Linked DNA regions of Homo sapiens: region 2 is linked to region 1. A link is a loop called in an ENCODE intact Hi-C map of the cell type or tissue named here. Cell type or tissue: PC-9. All regions are shown on one strand.

Region 1 (8,000 bases):
CTAGCTAATCTGGTGGGGACTTGGAGAACTTTTACGGTCTAGCTGGAGGATTGTAAATGCAGCAATCAGCACTCTGTGTCTAGCTCAGGGATTGTAAATGCACCAATCAGTTACCTGTCAGAACGGGCCAATCAGCTCTCTGTAAAATGGACCAATCAGTTCTCTGTAAAATGGGCCAATCAGCAGGATGTGGGTGGAGTCAGATAAAGGAATAAACGCAGGCTGCCCGAGCCTGCAGTGGCAACCCAGTCTTTGTTGTTTCACTCTTTCTGATAAATGTTGTGGCTGCTCACTCTTTGGGTCCCCACTGCTTTTAACGAGCTGTAACACTCACCACGAAGGTCTGCAGCTTCATTCCTGAGGCCAGTGAGACCACGAACCCACCGGGAGGAGTGAACAACTCCAGATGCCCTGTCTTAAGAGCTGTAATACCGCAAAGGTCTGCAGCTTCACTCCTGAAGCTAGCGAGACCAAGAACCCACCAGAAGGAAGAAACTCTTGAACACGTCTGAACTTCAGAAGGAACAAACTCCTGACACACCATGTTTAAGAACTGTAACACTCACGGCAGGGGTCCACGGCTTCATTCTTGAAGTCAGTGAGACCAAGAACCCACCAATCTCGGACACATTTGTGCCTCTCCACAGGCCTCTCCTTTAAACTCTTTCTTCGTTCAGATGTCCCTGACACCCCATCCTTACCCAACAGTCGTTGAGACACCTTATCTCTTTCCACCAGATCCTGAAGCCTGTGTGTTTAGTTCCCTTCTCATGTCTCTCAAATTCCGGTTAGGAAAAAGAAGGATGGATTCTGATTCTGTTTGGATTGATGAAGAAGAAAAGGAAAAGAAAATGGTTATCTTCAGAAGTTATCTGATTTCCTACTAAATTCCTAAACTCAAACATAGTTCACCAACATTGCTATTTCCTTCCAATGGTGTGTATCTAGTTTGCATAAAAACGTATTATCCATTTATTAACATGGCTTTTGCCTTTTTTGTTGTGAAGGAATAACCAAGATTTAGTTATTCTAAAAGTATGGATACCTATATCTTGGCCTTAAATTCATTTTAAGGCTTTATTACATTGACTAAAAATGCCTTTGTCTGAGTTTTTTAGATAAATGGCACAATGCCAAAACTTCATCTAGCATCTTACATATAGATTCAACTCAATAAACATCTGATGAATTAATACTCCTTTTTTTTATTTTTAGAGCATAGTGGGGATTAGGGAGATAGTGAAAGCAATTTATAGTGCCACCTGAGGCATGGTGAAGAAAGCAGGGAGCTGTTTACAAATATTTTAGAGATCATATGTGAAACTAGGATTGGATTTATAGAAATGATAGATTATCATACATGTCTTTACAGAGCAGAGAGATGGTCAGTGGCTGGAACTATCAGGTTGATAGACACAGGCCATCTCGTGAAAGATCTTTCCAATAATGAGCTATTTAGAACTGAGAATCCACTGATATTTGAAGTAGTAATCTACCCATCATCAGGAATATTCTACTAAAAATTTCAACATTAAGGAAGAAGATATTGTGGCATTGAGTGAAAAGTAGAGCGACATAATCTTGAAGGCCCATGCAGTTCTAAGATTCTACATGGTTATGCCCATTGATTTAAAAAATTCTGTAAATTTTTTAACATTCAAAAATGTGCATAAATGTAGACTTGTGAACAAGTTCCTATTAAAATATTCCTATACATAATGCCATTGGAAACAAAGTCATTTGCTCAATCACCAAGTGGTTTGGGCATCTTTAACTAAATAAACTGGAAACTAGACGCATGAAGAAAATATTGACATGGACTGGCAGAAATGTAAAATCTGTTACAAACGCTGACAAATTTCAGAGCATTAACTCTATTTTGCGGAATCCCTAATGTTTTATTGAAAAGGGAATATTCTTTAACTCAACACTATACTAGTTGTTATGGTTAGTCTTCTGGTTAACTCAGCTAAAAAGCAGGTTATTTAATCAAACGCTAGTCTGGGTGTTACTGTGAAGTTATTTTGCTGATGCAGTTGTCTTTAAGTAAAAGGTATTACCCATGATAATGTGGACGAATGTCATCCAATCAATTGAAAGCTGAACAGCACAGTAAGCTGAACCATTCGTCTGTTGAAGGACAGTCTAAGGGATACCCTGGAGGAGGAATTCTGTCTCAAGGCCCTAGCATCAAATCTGTAGCATCAAATCCTACCAGAGTTTCCACACTGTGAGCCTGACATATGGGTTTCAGACTTGACAGTCCTGACAACTGGGATGAGGCAACTACTCAATCAATCAAACAAACAAGGGTGGATTGACATATTCTCTTGGTTCTTTTTCTATGGAGGATCCTGACTGATACACTAGTTCTCTTATGTCCACTACTGAAATGCCTGCCTTAGGGAGAAGATGTTGTAATTTGATTGGTATATTCCAGAGTGTACTGAAGTCAAAATCATGATTGCATTAAAATGGTATAGCTCTCTTTACCTCCATTTATATTTCTTTTGTGCCATACCTTCATTTATGCAAGCATTTTTTGCATTAATTCATCTTTATATGAGCCAAATGATTGTAGTCATCTGTGGTGGCCTAGTTCAAGAATTTGATAAGATTGCTCACTGTTGGACATAGAAAAAATCTTAGAAATCAACCAGGCCAAACTCTCACTTAATAGACATGGAAGAAAGATAGCAAAATGATTGCTATTGCTAGTACTGGGCTGAGCAGCCATGTTTCACACACACAATTTTGTCATTCTACTCTGCCTTCCTCTTCCTCCTGCCAGTAGTCTCCTCTCTCCCCGAGAAAATGAAAACTGACTGATTTTGCTACCATACGGTAAACCAAGCTAGCGTCTGGAATGAGGACAGATGATTATGGATGGAGTATACAAAATCATGAGGAACAGAAGTTGCTACGTTCTATTCTGGATTCCTACTGTGAGCAAAGGCATTCAATTCTCCAAAATTAGGGTGAACAGCCACATCCTTTGGTTTCTGGAGCCCTCTAGGAACTCTGGCACAATCAAACTAATACATTAGACTTGAATTCACATATGGTTCAAATATGTACCTTTCTCTGTCCAAATATAAAGCATCCAAGAATGAAAAAGATCTTTTGCTTCCAACAGCAACTGGTAGAATTTGTTCCCTCTCTAAATATAGTTTCATTTTTGAAATAAAACCAAGAGATTAACAAACAGATTATGATATTTGTACAGAAAAAGTGAAATGCAGTGTCTTAGATTTGATGCTGAAGTGGGACATCGGCTTTCTTCTTGGAAGTGTGACTCTTCATTGTATATGGTTGCGAATACTCTTCCAGCTGGCATTTTATACCCTGATGTTACTCATTTTTTATTGGGGAGCAGGAATTTGGGTTATGAGGCAAATAAGTTCTTAATGCCTAGAAACAGATTGAAATACAGTGTTATAGATCTTACAACATTTTCCTACAGAGATTAAAAATATTCAGAGATTCCTGAGTTTTAGTCACATGAAATTTTGTGCTTACGCCTTTTTCTCAATTTTGCACATATAATCCAAAGAATAAATGAATGACTCTAAATTAATGTCTCTAAAAGGTTGCTAGACATAGTACCTCATTGGATCTCGATGTTAACCCTATGATGCACATTAGGCTGAAAAAACTAAAGCTACAATAGAGAGTTTTGTGATTTCCCAACATCAATTAACTAGTGATCAGCAGAGTAGGATCTTAAATCTATGTTTTTTTGTCTCTAAATGTCATGTCTTTTGATTAAGATTTTTAGCCATATAGATTATGAAAAAGAAAAGTTAAACAATGGAACCACTCTATTTCTTATTTATGATTTGATAAAGATTGGCTCTCCTGGAATTTAATTCTCAGTGTCTAAATTTAATATCAAGTTTTCTAATAAAGTTTTATTTTTATATCTGTGGAATGCATGTCTGCCATAAATGTTGAGCAATTTCCACACTGTTGTAAGTAATGAATGTGAAATTCAAGTGCTTCTGTGATTTATGCCAGGTTGTTGGCATTCAACCATGACTCACAACTCCAAGCCAGCAGTTCTAAATCTCTCCAGTCCCACCTTTCAGTTGGGGAGTTCCCAGGGTTAATGGTCTTTGGAGCCAATATGCTCCCTGAGTTAGCTTTGAAGGTGATTCATTGCTCTGGTATGAAGTTTGAGGACGAGCCAGTTTAGGTGGATTCCATTCAGCACCCAGTTCAACAGACAACACAAGACTGATTCAAACCCTGGCTCTCCCACCTAAATAAATGTTACAAAATCAACACACATTCACTTTACAATAATTTGATTTGCATTTTTAATTCAGTCACCAGTTGTCTACATTGGACAATGTGGAAAAGAAAAGTTGACTTGCTTATTACTGTCGGCTTATGCTGGCAGGAGGGTTAATCTTTGCCCAGAAAGTGTACATGTCACAGCTGAGTCAGTCTATCTGTCTAGAACACTCCTCAACACTTACGCTGTTACTTGTCTGAAGAAGTCTGTTTTTCATCCTCTGTTTTGATGAATGCCCATATTTTTACTCAAACTTGAGCCTTTTTTCAACCAGTAAAAATAAACCTTCTTGTCCTAAATAAAAAAGACCACCTCAAAAGGTGGTTCAAAAGGCATCTTGGAAATCAAGTAGCACTTACGCAGCATGATTTGCTTGTATTACTGTAAGTGACAATGACTCAAAATCATATGGATTAAATTTTCTTACAAATAAATACAGGGTCACTAATATAGAGTTTGGTTTGTATTTTGCCAATACTACAGCAACTTAATAAGGAGTCGTAGCCTTTCTTGAACCAGAAGGATCTGCTGTTCAACAGTAGAAAGTAAAATGGATCACAAATATGTAATGTTCCAATAGATATCAAGGCATTCTAAAGTCTTTTTTAAAATTAGGCTAGCTGTTGATTTTGGTTATAGTTAAAAATTTGCAAATGCTGTAATTTTTAAGTTAACATAAACAAATACTATTGTGGTTAATTAAAACATTTCTTTTTTCATTAAAAGGCATTGCCAGTAATGAAACTAGGGACAAATATTTAAGACGAAAAGGGACAAGGAGCAAGTCACTGACAAAGCAAAACAAGAATTGAAAATTTCTTCTTCCAAGCCCCTTACTCATTTTTTGCCTTCCAACTTCATCTAGTGATTAAAGATAACATAATATTAACAGTAACACATAAGATGAAAATAGTACTAAATGCAATAATGCAACCTTAACTAAATGTAAAAAAGTAACTTAATATCCATGCTTAGAAATGGATTACTTAATGATTCAATAGTTGGACTCGTCCAGCTAACATATAGGCAAAATATGGTTCTAAACTGGAGAAATTATTATCTGAAGACAATTGATAAGATCCTCCTTTTTTCAGCCATGTCACCAGTTATATGTAAATAACTATAGGGTATATTGAATAATTCAACTTCATCTGGATAATGCTGGACAAAACTCTAGAGAGGAATTGTAAAAATCAAATGTTTTTATTTTTATAATTTTGACTCAAAGCCAAGTCTTACAGGATTTTGCTTGGAATTATATTCTTTTATTTGCAAGCAAAGAGTTCCCTAGGCTTTTAGATTGGCAGAGCTAGTAAAATACTGTTCATCTGAGGCTGTTGAATCTTAGCATTCTAAAAAGTTCCAGTCTACTACTGCTGCTAAACTTAACCTCAGGTGAGCCACACCACTGAGGCATGAGGTTCACTATTCTTTCCAGTGTATGAAGTGAAAGTTCCTTCTGCCTGTGGTTTGACGAACACACTCAGACAGGATCAACCTGAGTAAGGCCAGTTCTTTAGCTTTTCATTGCTTTGCCAATTACTACTTTAGTGCTTACCAGGTATTCAGGTACAGCGTGAGGTCCAAGCAATATTTTTAGTTCCAGGGAACTCAAAGTCTGGTAGTGCAGAGAAATGTTGAAATAAATAATTATGGTCAAATATGAATCTATAATAGAAGTAGACATAGAGTGCTGTGGTCTTTCAGAATTCCGAATGACTAGTTTTTTGAGGTTGGAGTTGGGGCGAGGCTGTATCAATTGTCTAGTACGGTGTAACAAATCATTCCAAAAAAGAACCTTCAAACAAAAGGTATTGTTCATGATTTTGCTCTGGGATCTGGGCTCAGCCACACAGCTCTTCTGTTGGCATCTCTTGGGATTACTCATGGTGTTTTGGCTGCAGCCAGAGGATCCAAGAAAGTTTCCTTCACATACTTGGCAGTAACATCGAATTTGCAGCTGAGTGTCTTGGCTCTCTTCCATGTGGCTTTTCCAGCATATTGACCCAGGTTTTTAATATGGGGGCAGCAGCTTTCCAAGAGAGTGAGAACAAAAACTGCAAGGCCTCTTGAGTGAGACTGGACAGTCACACAGTGCCACCTCTACTGCATTCAACTGGTGAGAACAATTAACTGGGCCATTCCAGAATCAAGAATGGGGAAAACTGTCTCCACCTCCTAATGCGAGGAGCTGAAAGAAGTGGCCATTCTAAACCACAGGGGTTAGTTAGGGAATATGTCAAAGCAACCACTTTTGAACTGGGCCCTAAAAGATTTGTGTGTGTTTTCTGTGCTTGAATGTGTGTGTGTGTGTGTGTATGTATGTGTGTGTTGGGACAAGGGATATTCCAGGAATGGCAGAGGGAACATTCCAAACTTAGTGATTAGCAGGAACAATGGGTGGTGCAATATTTGTGAAACTGCAAGTAAATGTACGTGGATGAATATAGAATGCATCATATCCTCTGGGGTAAGGGTAACCTGAAGAAGAATGATGGTGAAAGGAGTAAGAAAAAAAATAGGTCTAGAGAGGCAGGTTGGGCAAATATTGTGAAAGAGTTTATGTGAGCGACTCAGTGATGTGGAATTTATCCTGTAGGCACTGGGCAACCAGGAATCATTTTCACAAGTTTCAGGACTTTCAGGGAAGGCACTGACTAAACGTTTGTCACATAAATACAACCAAGTTAGTGACAGAATTTGATTTGCCATCCTTGAAAAACATTGGATAAGATTAAGAAGACCTTATAATTCTCCAGCTGACCTCTGTGTCTTCTTCCATCTGGGTCCCTGAACTACCAGTAGTAGCCCTCAATCTAATGGTGGCTTCCAAAGTGTTTCAAGTAGCGATCTAACTAGGGAAGGATGAAGACTAGAAAAGATCTTGAACAGGATACTTGGCTTTACACAACTGGTGTGCTTATTTGGAGTAGGTCTGGAGGTCTGCTCAAGATTAACAGTGGGGGTGCCAAGAAACAACACGTTGGCACCAAGACTGAGGAGCCCTCTTCTCCCAAGCTGCTCACCCCTGTGGTAATGTAGGTCAACAGTTGAAAGTTAATGTTGATGTTGATTATTGAATGAAAGAAACTTTTCCTTAGCTTAAAAAAAAACTTTCAAAGTAATTATAGACTCAGAGTGTTGTGCAAAAGAGTACCTAGGAACCCCTGCACCATTCACCCAGCTTCCCCCAAGCATGACATCATATTATAATGGTAGTACAACATCAAACAAGGAAATTGACATTGGTACATTGCTGTTAACTGGACTATAGATCTTATTTAGTTTTCAGTACTTTTACATGTATTCATGCATGTGTGTATGTATGTAGTTCTATGCAATTTGTCCGATATACAGATTCATATAATCATTATCACATTCAAAATACAGAATTCTTCTATCACCACAGAATAACTCCTTCATGCTACCCCTTTATGTTTGTACCTCCTGTATTTGTTTATTTGTGTTTCTATAAAGGAATATCTCAGGCTTGTTAATTCAAAAGGAAAAGAGGTTTATTTAGCTCATAGTTCTGCAGGTTGCACAAGAAGCATGGTGCCAGCATCTGCTTCTTGTGAGGGACTCAGGCTGCTTCCACTCATGGCAGAAGGGCAAGAGGAGCTGGCATGTTCAGATTATATGGCAAGAGAAAAATCAAAAGGGGGAGAATGTGCCAGGATCTTCTTAACAACCAGCTCTTGAG
Region 2 (8,000 bases), 500 kb before region 1:
AAGCTAAAAAAACCCAAACCAAAACAAACAAAACTCTAAACAATAACTCATCCAAATAATGGTCTTGCTGTTGTCTCCAGGTGCAGGAAACAAGTGAAAAAGAATCTTACCACCTACTCCTTCCCGCCCCAGTCCTGGTTTCTCCATTGGTCAGTATCCGGCCAGCAGAGGGGAGGAGAAGGCAGTGGCACTTAGTGGTGTGCCTTGGGCTGCCAGCTCTGGGGGAGCCTCTGAATGTTGGGGAGACTCATTCCCGTATCCCCACTCCCATAGCTTGAGGCACTTTGGAAAGCAAGTTTCTCATGTTGCAGATGAGGAAACTAAGGTTAGGAGAAGTGGAAGGATTTGCTCAGACCACACACATCTAGTGACGGCAGGAGCTGGGATTAGAACCCAAATCCACAAAGATGTGGCCTCTTTTTTGAATCATAATAGCTGCCCTGCCTACCTCTCAGCATTTGAATGGATTAACGGACATGATAGGGTTTGCAAATGACAAACATAAAGTAAGTGTTAGTTGCTGTATCTTGACATATTCCAGGTAGTGGCTCAGTTAGTCTTGCTGGTGCTGTATTTAATTTGGGTCCCATTCCAAGTGTAGAGTTTTCTGGGGATGCCATTATCTATGAGGCTTCTCTGCCAGGAGGGCTCAGAGGCCCCCAAGGGAACACTCCCTATACACACAACATCCCCAGCAACACCTTAGAGATCCTTTTGGGAACATCTGGAGGACTTCTGGATCACAAAGATCTACAGTGCACTGTGGTGTGAGCTCCTCTATTCAGGGACTAGAACTCATTCTTTTGAAGCACAATTTCAAATCAGCCACACCCAACTGCAACAGTCCAGGAGAGGTAGTAGACCACATCTTAGAGCCACCCCTTTTCAACTTCAGGCACCCAGGCATGCAGGGGTTACTGACTTGCTTTGTAAACCTGTTCAAACTAGGTGCAAAGTGGATGTAGCATGACACATTTAGCAGATGTATGGCCTGGAGTGAATGATTTAACTTCTCTGAGCCTCAGTTTCCTCATCAGAATGTGGTAATTGCAATATATACTCCTGGGTTGGCAAGGGAAGTAAAGGGGATGTTTATAAACCGCCTGGCATGCACACAAACAAAGGCACTTCCTGCCTGCCCTGCAGTCCCAAACTGCCCTTTGGGGTAGACCCTCAGCACCTACATGCCTTAGAAACAGCATCCCTGGGCTCCAGAAGGACCTCCAGAATCTGGAAGAGCAAGTCCTTAAATCTTGCCATATACTATTTCGTTTTCAAGGAATTTCTTACAGGTAGCAAGTATGAAATAAATGTCACACGATAGCAAAACCATCATGCGTGTGCTTTTCTATTAGTGAGGTCCTCCTGGGAATCTCCTCTCTCCTTACACAGGTCCAGTGAGGCCTCCTTAGCCCCATCACAGGTGTGCATTCTTGGCTGGGTGCTCTGGGTTGTGATGCACTTGGAGCAGGGGTGAGGAGGGTAATCTCCCCATCGCTTGAAGCTGAAGTGGGAGGAAGCAAGGCCTTTCATGTGGCAGGGTCAGGCATTCTCCCCAGAGCAGCGTGTGCCCCGGAAGCCAAGCCGGTAGGACCAAGCAGAAGCCGCCACTGCTTCCTCCCTACCTTGGAAAATTACACAGCATGCCACTTTGCCTGCTGGCTGCCAGGCAGATGCCCTGCTGCTTTCTGAAGCTGTCCTACCTCCTTAGGATGAAAACAGCAATGTGCCCATGCCCACAGTGACGAGCATGCCCTGCCTTCTTCCTCCTCCCTGCACTGGAAAAAGTACAGGGTCTGTAAACAAGTCATTAGATTCAAGATCCTGCCCAATTTAGACTCTTTGTCTCAGTTTTCTCCAGAGTAAACTGGCGGTCACACCCACTCAAACCAAGCAAAGCCCAGAAGGAATGCAGAGCCCTGTGGCCAGGCTCACCGCAGCTGACCCTGAGATGCCCAGAGCTCCAGCCCTCCTGGACTGGGAGAGGAGAGTGGGAAGCCCAGAGCACTCCATTCCATCAGGAGCAGAGCAGCGGCTCTGATGGGCACACGGCTAAGATCCCAGTGTCTAGGTTCAAGTCCCCAAAGCAGCTTTTACTTTTGGAACTAGCTCTCCAAACTATCAAAAATCAAAAATCCACCTCCTTTGAAGTCTGGCAAGAAAACCCCCACGATCAGCTTCTCTTTATTCCTGTACTTCCCGTACAGGCAGGCTTCTAGAAAACAGAGGTTGGAGAAAATGAAAGTCAATGCCAAATACTAACCAGACAGAAGAATAACTGCTTTTCCCCACAGCACCCCCACCCCCAGCTCTGGCATTATGGGCTGGGGAACTGGGCCCCTCTCCTGCTGCTGAGGATCTGTTTATTTTGCACTCCATAAAGGGAAACCAGGCCCTTTTCTGACATTTTGGCTTGGAGGGGGTGGGGAGAGAAGGAGGTCCAGAATTTAAACTCAAAACCAGATCAACTTCTCTAAATCTCCTGGTGCTTTTGCTATGATTCCTAAATGGGCTGCATTGTATGAATCAGGCTTTTTACTCCCCCAGCCAATGTGCCTCCATTTCTAACAGTCTGGCTCCTAACCCTACCAATGCCATAAACTGCCATGACCCCTTATTGACTTCTAACCATGCAAATGCTTCCCCAGATGAAATTAAGGACAGGCATACTCACAGGCAGCTTGGCAGCTCTCCCTGCCTCTCCTGCAGGGAAATCTGTGCCTACATCACAAACCTTGCTCTCCTTAGTGGATGGTGGCTTCCTTTAAACAATACAACAGGGAATTTCCTTTGTCCTGGAAATGTTCCACTTGTCATTAATGTTATCCTTATCAGCAGACCACAATGCAACCAGGAGAGGCCCCAGCATGCTCAGGACTCGTGGGGTATCATTGCAAAATGTTTTCTTCATTTTTTTTCCTCTGCCTTGAATTCAAAGCATGACCTTTACGGGTGGAATTCAATCAGGTCATCTCTCAGATTCCCCAGTGGGAAAATAAAAGTGGCACAAGCAAAGCCTATTGTTTCCATTGCAAGAAGGTAGAAATGCTGTTTTCTCTCTAGATCATCCAACTAAATGAGGTGGGATGGGGGATACGGAGATAATAAAATGACCCTTACAAATTGAGATCTTATTAATAAAATATAGCCTCGGTCCTGGTAGTCCCATGGAAGTTGCACAGCAGGGGCTCTGCAAATGTCATTGACTCCTCAACTTTTTCAGTCCTTCACCATGGCTTTCACTATTTTTAATGCAATTCATTTCTATTTGGACAAGTTTGAGAATAAATTTTTGTTTTCTTTAAACAACAGGCAAGCAATACGTTAGGAAAAGGGGTGGAGGCATGTGGGAACACCAGAAGGCCAGAGGAATTGCAAAAATAAACTTCTGCTAATGGTAACACTCTTGTCTTCCAGGGCAGGAATAATTAATTGTATATGTTTAATCACTTAGCAACCCTGAGCTCTTATTCTGAAAATCTCAAAATATTTCACATATGCAGTGAGTAAAGTCTTTGGTATCAGACAGAACCTGCTAGCTGCACAACTTTTGGCAAGTCACTTGAGTTTCGTATGTCTTGGTTCTTCTCACTGGGTGCGTGCGAGTCATGATAGATGGATTCCTTGGGGCTGTGGTGGAAGTCAAGTGCTAAAATGCCTTCAAGGGCCGGGTGCGGTAGCTCACCCCTGTCATCCCAGCACTTTGGGAGGCTGAGGCTGGCGGATGACGAGGTCAAGAGATTGAGACCATTCCGGCCAACATGGTGAAACCCCGTCTCTACTAAAAATACAAAAATTAGCTGGGCGTGGTGGTGCGTGCCTGTAGTCCAAGCTACACGGAAGGCTGAGGCAGGAGAATTGCTTGAACCTGGGAGGCGGAGGTTGCTGTGAGCTGAGATTACACCACTGCACTCCAGCCTGGTGACAGAGCAAGACTCTGTCAAAAAAAAAAAAAAAAAAAGGTCCTTCAAGTGTTTAGCACAGTGCTGGGCTCATCAGTAACTACTCAGTAACCATCATCATCATCATCATTATTGTTATTGGCATTACTGATATCTCCTGCCAAAGTTGTTTAAAGTAATAATGAGGTAAAGGGAACAGCCATTCCAGAAAAGATCTTAAAAGCCAATCCCAGTTATCAACCTCTGTAGACTCTCTAGAATCTTAGACCAGAGGGTTTCCTCAGAAATTCTAACAAACACCAGATATAGACAGCATGCCTGTTTAGTAGGTGTTTCTTTTTTTGGTCTTGCAAAATGCTTTTACCACCATCTTTATTACAACATCACTTCGAGGTAAAATTATCATTGGAAGAATCTCCCTGTTCTGCAGTTGAGGAAACTGCAGCATGAGAAGGCCCACATCTTTGATGGAGATCAGGATAGCAGTTTATGTCGGCGCCAGCCAGCGCATCTTCCAGAGCTCTATTTGCCAAAGAGTTGCCGTTTTTTTTTTTTTTTTTTTTTCTGGCCAGTGAAGAGTTATATCAAGTTGAAACCCAGAGCTTTCATAGCTGAGATTTCTAAAGGTGGAATTCAGCCTCCTAGAATCTTCTTGACTTTGAAATTTCTGGATGCATTGCATAGTAAAGGCATATTAACCTATAGATATGTACTCTATGCACTCAGTAAAACATTAGTCTGATAATGCCTTCTAAGGTAATTGTCCTCTCACAGTATTCTTCATTACACTCTACTTGCCTTTACTGAAGAAGAGAGTGGCTAAGAAAATGGCTTATGGCCACACAGATAATGCCTGGGGGGACTATGGTTAGGATGACTAAGCTCAAGGTACTTAATTTAGCAATGCCCCGGGTGGCCATTTCATTCATTCACTCATCCAGTAAAGACTTATTGGAAGGCCTGTTCTCTTTCATACTGACTCCGAGGCTTATCTTTCAGGGTTCGGCCTAAATGTCACTTCCTTAAGGAAGCCTTTGACCTCTGAGACTAGGTTAGGTCCCCACGTTGTGCCCTCCCGAGGCACCCCATACTTCCCCTTTCATAGAACCCTTTGCACTTATAACAACAAGCTCAATAACTGTTTTTTTTTTTTGCCTTGACTATTACCTCTGTCCAAGGAGGAACTATACCTGTCTGCTTTACTGCTGTACTCCAGCACCTGGCACATAGAAGCAGCTCAATTAATACATGGATATGTGTCAGGCACTGAGGACTTGAGGACAAATGGCCAGAGTTTCTGCCCTCAAGGAGCAAGTAACTCACTCACTTTGTTCACAGAATTGTATTCTATACATACTCCTTACCTTCTTCCCAATGCAATTTGAAAAAACAACAACAAAAAACAATGGTGGAATGTTTTAAACTGAAGAAGGATTTTTCTGAAAATGCATGAGCTGCAGAACTGTCAAACTATTGATAAATTCTACATAGGAAGAGACTAATAAAGACTCTAATTGGACATTTATAATTTTATCCTTTCTGGAGGGCAGGTATGAGTGAGAAGCAGGACTACAGTGCTTCATCACCCCTAAGACCATTACATAGAGTTGGACCTCTAGGAACATGGCCTCATTTTCTGAGAGGAGTCTGCCCATCTTTGTTTTAAACAGTTCACCTCACAAATTTATGCCATTCAGTGATGGACACAGGATTGACCTTCGCAATGATGTGTACCTGAAGACTTCCAAAGAAAAAGCTGCTATAGGTCTGCTCATTAGCGAGACCTCAGTAATGAAGTCAGATCTCCCCATGAGAAAGCCTGGGGTATTTATTCCTCACAGTGATTCTAAAACCACAGGAGGTGTAGCAGGCAATATATTTCTATTATCCATGGGTGAGAAGTATGAAGGGTAGAGAGAAATTGCTTCATGTCTCAGGATATCAAGGATATAGATCTTTGGAAAGTGTATGATATGTTTTGGCTCTGTGTCCCCACCCAAAGCTCCCATAACTCCCACATGTTGCGGGAGGGACCTGGTGGGAGATGATTGAATTCTGGGGGTGGGTCTTTCCTGTGCTGTTCTCATGATAGTGAATGGGTTTCATGACATCTGATGGTTTTTAAACAAGCTCTCTTTTTGCCTGCTGCCATCCGTGTAAGGTGTGACTTTCTCCTCCTTGCCTTCCGCCATGATTGTGAAGCCTCCCTAGCCATGTGGAACTGTAAGTCCAATAAACCTCTTTCTTTCTTTTATAAATTGCCCCATCTCGGGTATATCTTTACCAGCAATGTGAAAACAGACTAATACAGTGTACCATAGAACAGCACTAGCTTAATCCATTTTCTGTAGCTATAACGGAATATCTGAGGCTAGGTAATTTATAAAGAAAAGAGGTTTATTTGGCTCATGGTGCTCATGGTTCTGCAGGCTGTACAGAAAGCATGGTGCCAGCATCTGCTTCTGATGAGGCCTCAGAAAGCATACAATTGTGGTGGAAAGTGAATGGGGAGCCAGCGTGTCACATAGCAAGAGCAGGAGCAAGAGAGAGAAGGAGGAGGTCCCAGACTCTTTTAACAACCAGATCTCAGGCGAGCTAACTGAGCCAGAACTCACTTCTCGCCCAGAGATGACACTAATTCCTTCACCAGGGATCTGCCCCCCATGATCTAATCACCTCCCACCAGGCCCCACCTCCAACACTGCGAATCATACTTCAACATGAGATTTGGAGAGGACAAACGACCAAACTGTGTTGAATACAAACCTAGGGAATACTCATTGGAGAGAAATTGGCTTTCAAGGACTACCAGTCTAACTAGTAAGTTTTAAAATAAAATTTTTTTAAAAAAAGACAAAGACTACCACTTTAGCTGGTTATTTGCTAAATTAAAGTGCTTTGTTCACATTTATACTTAAGAAGAAATATTACAAACGGTTATAGGGATCTGGGAACTAGAAAAGCAAACCATCTGTTAATAGTATGGAGCTCTACCTAATAGGAAATCATATTTTCATGGTGGCATAAAGCATTAGAGCTAAAAATGACCTTAAAAATAAGCAAGTACAATGCCAGTATTTTGCAAATGGAGAAACTGAAATCGCCATTATGTATAATAGGGATTCCTTTTGGCCAAGATTATTTTTCAATGAAAAGGTATAGGGCAAAGCCCATACCTTTCTTTGATAAGCCCAATAAACATTCGATCATGATTCGTGACTATCCTTTTGATAAATTCCAAATGCCCTCATTTGATAAAAGGGAAATAAAGTATTACATTCTTAAAGGTCAGCAGAGAATTGATGATGAAGCCAGGAGACGGGATAGAAAACTTAGCTCCAGCCCCAGGCCAACATGATAATGCTGAACATTCACTTTTCATTTTGCTTTGCTTTAATGTTAGTCATAAGAATAAATGGAAGTGTTAGTCTCCATGTGGACAACACATTGCTGACTCAGATCAAAATAATCCGTGTAAATATGCCCCTCTGACTGAATTCAGATTTCAAGATGATGTTTTTAACTTGAATGATGCAGTCTTGTACTGCCCACTATGGTAGCTTCTAACCATATTTAATTAATTAGATTAATCAACTAATTAAACTTAATTGACTTAATGAAAAAAGAACACAATTTTACATTTCCTTTCTCTAGCCATATTTCAAATACTCAATAGCCACTCAAATAGAGAGTACAGTGGCTACCATAGTGAACAGTGCAGAACAGGACATTTCCATGTTTGTAGAAAGTTCTGTTGGACAGCCCTGATAAGGAAAGTTTTCTTAATCTTTCACTTTCCTTGGACTTTAAGATAGAGTTAAAAAGGTTGAGAAAAACTGATAAAGTTTCCCAAATCTCTTCTCCTAAAAATTGTGCAAGAGCTATATCTGTTACAGAGTTTCCTACACATGAATATCTTCAAAAGAGAGATTTTGGAACCTTGTGTAGCCCAATAAAATACTATTGCTCCCATATCAAATGCAAAATCAGAAACTTAGTAGCTGAAGAGATTATATTTTTTTATGTAGTTAAGGTGGTAGGACAATGAGTATGTCCAAACCCTTTATACAATCCAACATCACAAAGATAGACAAATAA

Evidence for each region. Peaks named below come from ENCODE experiments on the same cell type or tissue, not always from the same donor. Only the 100,000 strongest peaks of a DNase experiment are listed, where the experiment ranks them.
Region 2: a loop joins it to region 1, with 17 times the contacts of the local background. A loop is called at or near these places in 2 of 110 quality-filtered maps.

The regions. Positions count from the first base shown.
Region 1 is chr11:128,206,798-128,214,797 of GRCh38, reverse strand. LINC02098 (long intergenic non-protein coding RNA 2098) reads right to left here and starts at 6,032. Exons shown (of 4, transcript NR_146647.1): 1 at 5,856-6,032; 2 at 3,079-3,160; 3 at 702-816. RefSeq lists an enhancer at 3,950-4,451. In PC-9, no CTCF peak of the experiment used is centred here; DNase peaks (open chromatin) are centred at 4,097, 6,187 and 6,777; H3K4me3 peaks cover 2,492 bases; H3K27ac peaks cover 5,456 bases.
Region 2 is chr11:128,710,672-128,718,671 of GRCh38, reverse strand. All of the region lies in intron 1 of FLI1 (Fli-1 proto-oncogene, ETS transcription factor), which reads right to left. Among named protein-coding and RNA genes, the nearest start is that of SENCR, 19 kb to the right of the region's middle. RefSeq lists enhancers at 213-732, 1,401-1,500, 2,441-2,600, 2,540-3,065. In PC-9, no CTCF peak of the experiment used is centred here; a DNase peak (open chromatin) is centred at 3,521.